2 separate regions of the Homo sapiens genome follow, and region 1 is linked to region 2. Evidence: chromatin loops called from intact Hi-C (ENCODE). Cell type or tissue: gastrocnemius medialis. All regions are shown on one strand. Each heading gives the region's core, and the rest is flanking DNA. Links, peaks and the distances in the headings are about the cores only. Region 1 holds the start of MBOAT2 (membrane bound glycerophospholipid O-acyltransferase 2). Region 2 holds the start of ASAP2 (ArfGAP with SH3 domain, ankyrin repeat and PH domain 2).

What was found. Peaks named below come from ENCODE experiments on the same cell type or tissue, not always from the same donor. Only the 100,000 strongest peaks of a DNase experiment are listed, where the experiment ranks them.
Region 1: it touches region 2 in a loop (4-fold over the local background); 2 of 110 quality-filtered maps call a loop at or near these places.

What each region holds. Positions count from the first base shown.
Region 1 is chr2:9,002,421-9,005,290 of GRCh38, reverse strand. It overlaps MBOAT2 (membrane bound glycerophospholipid O-acyltransferase 2), which reads left to right and starts at 1,607. Exons shown (of 13, transcript NM_138799.4): 1 at 1,607-1,751. The coding sequence starts at 1,677. It overlaps LOC124907728 (a long non-coding RNA gene), which reads right to left and starts at 1,215. Exons shown (of 2, transcript XR_007086199.1): 1 at 1,163-1,215. RefSeq lists silencers at 1,234-1,693, 2,237-2,531 and an enhancer at 2,296-2,870. In gastrocnemius medialis, for the core only: no CTCF peak of the experiment used is centred there; a DNase peak (open chromatin) is centred at 1,310; H3K4me3 peaks cover 1,909 bases; H3K27ac peaks cover 369 bases.
Region 2 is chr2:9,205,181-9,208,072 of GRCh38, reverse strand. ASAP2 (ArfGAP with SH3 domain, ankyrin repeat and PH domain 2) reads right to left here and starts at 1,261. Exons shown (of 28, transcript NM_003887.3): 1 at 843-1,261. The coding sequence starts at 968. RefSeq lists enhancers at 249-1,179, 1,180-2,112 and silencers at 1,542-1,725, 1,472-1,731. In gastrocnemius medialis, for the core only: a CTCF peak has its summit at 1,741 (motif pointing left); DNase peaks (open chromatin) are centred at 1,352 and 1,692; H3K4me3 peaks cover 1,525 bases; H3K27ac peaks cover 1,611 bases; H3K27me3 peaks cover 88 bases.

The DNA.
Region 1 (2,870 bases), core at 371-2,870, 200 kb after region 2:
CATTTCAGCTGAGAATCCACCAAACTAGGATTGAGTCGACCAGTGAAAGGATTCTAGGCAAGACGGGATTGCACTGATGAGTTCCACTGCCTCCTTTTCAGAGAGACAAACGTAAGCCCACAGACTGATTACTAAGGCAGGTGTATTTTTATCTGTGCTGCCTTCTTATTCAAGACTCTAAGCTAGTCATCAACCCAATGGTATAACTGATAGCTGACGGGAGTTTCTGGAATGGGTGTTAAGTGTGAGAGAGATGAAGGCCTAGTGATAAGGTCGGCTCTAAATGTAGATTTACTTGGATTCCAATCTACTTACCAGCTGTGTGCCCCTGGGCAAGTTACCTCTTCTGTGACTCAACTTCCTTGAAGGAGGGTGTGTAAAAGTGTCTATTTCACACGGTTATTGTGAGGATTAAATACCAAAAGTATTAAAGCTGTGGTTAAACTCTCAGTAAACATTAGTTATTTCTACCAAAGTTAAACTGCCAAATCCTTGAGTCTTGATTTGTCCTCATAACTGCTGTGGCATTTCTCCTCTTTTAAAGTCTTCTGAACAGAAGTTGACGTTTGCATTTTAAAGGAACTCAAATGGCTTACTTTTACGAAGTTGGGGGGATTATATATACACGTGACCCGCCAGGGTATGTAAACCTGGCGGACTTCAACAGTCTGGGGGTGCCTGCGCTCAAGGGGTGAAGGGATGCTTAGAAACTTTCTCAGGAAGAAGGTGGGGCCTTCAACGAGGGCGGCTGGCTACAAAGAACTAAACTTTCACACAGCAAAGGGGAGCCGGTCTCCCTGCGCCCGCGGGCGTCGAACCCAGGCCCAGCTCTCACCACCCAAAGGCCCGGGTGCGGCTGCAGGGTGACGAAAGCGTCAGACCCCGGGGCTGCTCTCAGCTTTGGGCTTTCACCCGGCACTCTCCCAGACAAAGGGGCTTCTCAGCCAGGTCGCTGTTTTGGTTTGTCGTCCTCCCAGCCCCCACCTTCGTCCCCAACTTCCCCTGGCGCTGGCTCGGCGGCGTCCCTCACATCGTCCCTCCGGCCGCCACCCCGGGCCCCTTTGTTGTCTGCCGTCTCTCCCAGAGAGGGGTGGGGGGCCGCGACATTCCAGGGAGGAGAAACCGAGGAGTGAGGGGCAAAGACGCTCTTCCATGCTCTCACCCGAGGAGCGCGCCCCACGACGCTGGCCAGCCGTTCTCCGGCGACGGCCCGGGCCGCGCCTCGGCGCCCTCGCCCGGGTCCTCGGCACGGGGGAGGGGCGTGGCGCGGCCGGCGCTCTCTGATTGGCTGCGGGCGTCAGGGCGTCGCGCCGCGATTGGGTCGCGCAGCTGTCTGGAGCGAGAGCGCGCGAGGTGGGGAGGGGGCCGCTGGAAGCTGCTGGAAGTCGGGGGCGGGGGATGCGGCTGGGGCGCCGGGGCGGGGACGACGGGGGCGACGGCAGGACGGGCCGCGCCTGTGCAGGGCGGTCGGGGGCGGCGGGCGCGGGAGGAGGTGGCGGCGGAGGGGGAGGTGCGAGCCGGGCACCGCCCCCGGCCCCTCCCCGGCCTTCCCCGCGCAGAGCTCCGACCGCGGGCGGCCCAGGGGCGGGCGCGCCGCTGCATCCCCATCCTCGTCGTCGCCCGGCACAGCGCGAGCGGGCGAGCGGCGCGGGCGGCCGGAGCGCCGAGGCCCGGCCATGGCCACCACCAGCACCACGGGCTCCACCCTGCTGCAGCCCCTCAGCAACGCCGTGCAGCTGCCCATCGACCAGGTACCCCGAGGCGCCCTGGCGCCGGGCGTCGCGCCCTCGCCGCCCCTCCCCGCCGCGGTGCCACCCGACCGGGGGCCCGGGAGGAGGGTGGGGGCTGGGGCCGGGCGCCCGGTGCCCCCCTACCCGCCGCTCCCTGGAAGGGAGGGGGCAACAAGCCGGTTATTGTCCCAGAGCCCCCTCCCTCCTGGGTGCGCCCCCAGCCCGCCATCCCCGGGCCGAGCGGGAGGTGGGCCGGGCGTTGTTGCCGGCGACAGCCCCCGGGGAGGGTGGTCGTATGGGCGTGCGGGTGTGCATGCGGTCCCTGCCCTTCGCGGCAGCGGCGCTCGGATCCGGTGGTCGGGTCCCGGAGCAGCCCCCGGTGCGCATGGACCGGGTTGTGGAAAGGGTGCGGAAGGCTGCGCTTTGGGGAGCCTGGCGTGGTGCTGCCTGCCCCGCGCGCGCCTCTGAGCGACCCCCGGAGAGGCTGATGCATGGGTCTGGGTGTGCTGGGTGCCTTAGAGACGGCGTCGATGGGTGCTAGGGGCCCGGAGAGGCTTAAGCGCTACTGCACTTTGGGGACAGTTTGCGTTGGATTGTGGCTTAAGAGAGACAGAGGCAACAGTTTGTGGGAAGGCAGACAGGTTATGAAGAAAAGTCGGAGTTAATCCCAGGATTCTTGCTGACAAAGTGGCAACCTTGTAGATTGATGCAGCCACTTTACCTCCTTGCCCAGCCCTCAGAAAAGCTCTTGACAGTGTCTAGGGAAGGGTGGTATTTAAATGAGGCCAATCGAGTTTGATGGTTTAAAGGGCCTAACGATTACTGAGAAATAAACAGCATTGTGATGGGAAAAGCAGCGCCATTTTTACTGAGAAAAGAAAGTTTGGAAGTATTTTGTTGTGACAGTGAGATTTAGGGAAGTTGTTAATGAGGCGGGGGCTGGGGGGCGGGGGTGTATAGTTAGGTGATTGCTCTAGCCCCAGGCTAAAGGTAGTTAACTTTGGAAATTTTGCTTACAGTTATTTCAAGTGTACTTAACCTGGAAGTGTTTGGACTTCACACGGGATACTGGTTCACTGTCTTGAACTTGAAGGTGCTGCTGTCATTTAGTCTTCAGGGATTTCACTTCAATACGGGATT
Region 2 (2,892 bases), core at 246-2,745:
CCCCTGGACTCACAGACTCTGCCCCTTTCCCCACGGCTTTAATTTTCAACCAAGCTTCTTCGTTCCTACGTGTTCCTCTCCCCAGGACCTGGAGAGCGTACTGCTTAGCAGCTAGGCGTGATGACTTTGCACCTTGAGAGCACTTTACTAAAACCAGGCCTTTTCCAGGTTGAGGGGGAAGGGCGGCATTCCGGGTTCAAGCAGGTGAGACCCAGGTAACCGGGGAGCGGCTCCTGGAGGCTTCTTGGACCCAGAAGCGCCGACTCTCACACACCTTGCCCGCAGTTCCTTCTCCGGGCACGGGTGGAGCGCAGCCAGGCCGCCCTGGCTGAGGCGGGCACGCCTTCCCGGGCAGCCCGGGATGCCCCGGACCCGCGGACCCGAGGGTGGGGGCCCTGCGGCGCTCGGGGGCTGCGGCGGGGAGCTCGGAGCGCGGAGCTGCCCCCGCCGGTCCACTTCAAGAACAAGTTGATAAGGTCCGCACCGGGTACCAAAGACCCCGGGCGGCGGCGGGCGGCGGCGGGCAGCGGGATCCCCCGCTCGCCGCGGACCCCGACTCTGGACAAAGTTGGCCGCGCTGCGGGGAAAAGACCAGGCCGCGGAACCCCGCGAGGGCCACGAGGCCGAGAGAGGGGAGGTCTTAAAGAGGCCCAAGGTGGCCATCACCCATCTCCTCCGAGCCACCTAGGCGGGAACAAAGGGCTTCTGTCTCGGGCAGGGTTGGCCCGGCCGCGTCCGGCTTCGGAGCAAAGAAAGTTTTCTCGGGATGCGGATGCGGGAGCGGCGGGCGGGGCTGGGGCGCGGGATACCTGCGGCCGGAGCCGCCGCGCAGGCCGCCTCACCTCCTCGATGGCCGCCACAGTGTTCCGGCACTGCGCCGTGCGGGTGGTGAAGCTGGAGGCCGTGGGCGCCTTGTAGTCCTCATGGGTCTCGGCCACGAATTCCGACACGGAGATCTGGTCCGGCATCGCCTCGGCGCGAGGGCGCTGGCGCACAGCCGCAGGGGCGCCGCCGCCTCAACTGCCGCAGCAGGCTCCGACCGCCGCTCGGACACCGCCGCTGCCGCCGCCGCTCCGGCCCGCGGACAAAGGGGAGCGCCGGGCGCGGGAGCCGCGCGGGGCCTGGCGGCGGAGCAGGGGCGGCGCGCAGCCCCGCGCAGCTCGGCCGGTCCGCCCGCCTGCGCGCCGAGGGCTCCGAGTCCGCTGCCGCCGCGTCCTCTCAGAGCGAGCCCCGAGGCGGGCGCGCACAGCCGGCGGGAACTACCCGCCACCCAGCCGCGGGCCCCGACGCCTCCCGCGGAGAGGGGCGGGTCCGGGCCGGGGGCGGCGGCCGGCCGGGCGTGGGGCGGGGCGGCGGGAGGACCGGGCCGCCAATCGGCGCGCTCGCCGCTGCCGCGCCGCCGGGAAGCGGATCCCGCAGGAAGGAAGGCGGCGCGCGCCCCGGCCCGCCGAGCCGTTCCTGGCCGCCGCGCGCCGCATTGTCTCGGCGTTCCGGGCCCCGCGCGCCGCGCCCATGCCCCGCCCCCAGCCGGCCCGAGGCCCCGACTCCGACCCGCTGCCCGCGAGGGTGCGTGTGGAGGTGCGCCCCGCCGGAGTCCGGCCTTGTGCGCGCCAACCGCCCCCCGCCCACGGCGCGGAGCACCTCTGGGCTCCCCACTTGAACGGCGGGCCGCGCCGGCCCATGAGGAAAGCGGGGTGCGGAGCTCGCCCCCTGCCGGAGGATGCGCTCCGCCGGCGGGCACCCTGCGGGGACCACAGCCGGACGCCAGAAGTGACCTGACCGTGAATGTGCGCTTTGCGTGCAGTCATTGCATCGTCGCAGGCCTAGGAGACAGATGAAGAGATGGGTGCTTATTTTATATAGGGGACACAGTGTGCCCAAGAGCACAAGATAAACGGCCGGGTGGGGATTCAAACCCATGTTCCCTGACTCAAGTGTGAGTGCTTCAGAGCGGTGAGGGGCCCCTACTAAAAGTCCCAGTCGCGTTTCCTAGGCTGCCCAATGATAGGTATTCTCGGTTATAGTTTTAGGGTACTAGGCCAGGACCCACCCTGGGAAGGCTGCTGAACGCCCTGAAGTGGTATTCCCGCAGGCAGAGGAGGGAACCGAGGGGGTGCAGGAGGAGGAGGAGGGGGAGAACGTGCTACAGCAGCCAGCCAACCTCACACAAAACCGGGCCAGTAAAGGGTTCGAACTGGTACCGATTTTTATTTACAGCTCTTAAGGAAATTCTCGGTTATACTGAAAAATCCAGAAGCTCTGAAGATACCAGTCAAATAAAATCACACCCTATAACTCTACACCAGACTTGTGGCATGGTTTCTGTAGCTGCCAGCGGTAAAACCAAGAGAAACTTTACAAAAACCTTTTGTGCATCTGAAAAGGAGGAAGTGTGAGAGACACTGGAAATTCAATATGTCAGACAAAGCCGTCTCCTGACACTGCAGGACAGTAGACCAGTCAAACAATCTTTTTAAAGCCCCCATGTAAGAAGTTGCTATATGAGGTGGCAGCTTGGGTCAGACATTATGTATGGCCTTTGGTATTTTAGTAGCACTGCATGTAAAATTTAACTTTCTAAAATCGCTGTATTCGTGGATAGCTTTTATCATTGCACTAGACAACAAGTTACAATTTAAAAATTGTATCTGTTTCTTTTTATGTTTTTTGATCCTTTTGGTGTCTGAAGTTTTCCTCTATTTGCAACCTTCTACAATTCATGTTTTGTGTTTATTATTTATATTAATACATCCTCTCCAACACCAGGCAGATTCTGTTCCCGCCTACCTAGTTTCCCAGCTACAGTTTTTGACATGAGGGAATATGCTGAATAACTTTTCAAGTCTTGATTTGTAGAGGGCTGGTCTCTATGAGGCTATGAGGGATCTAAGA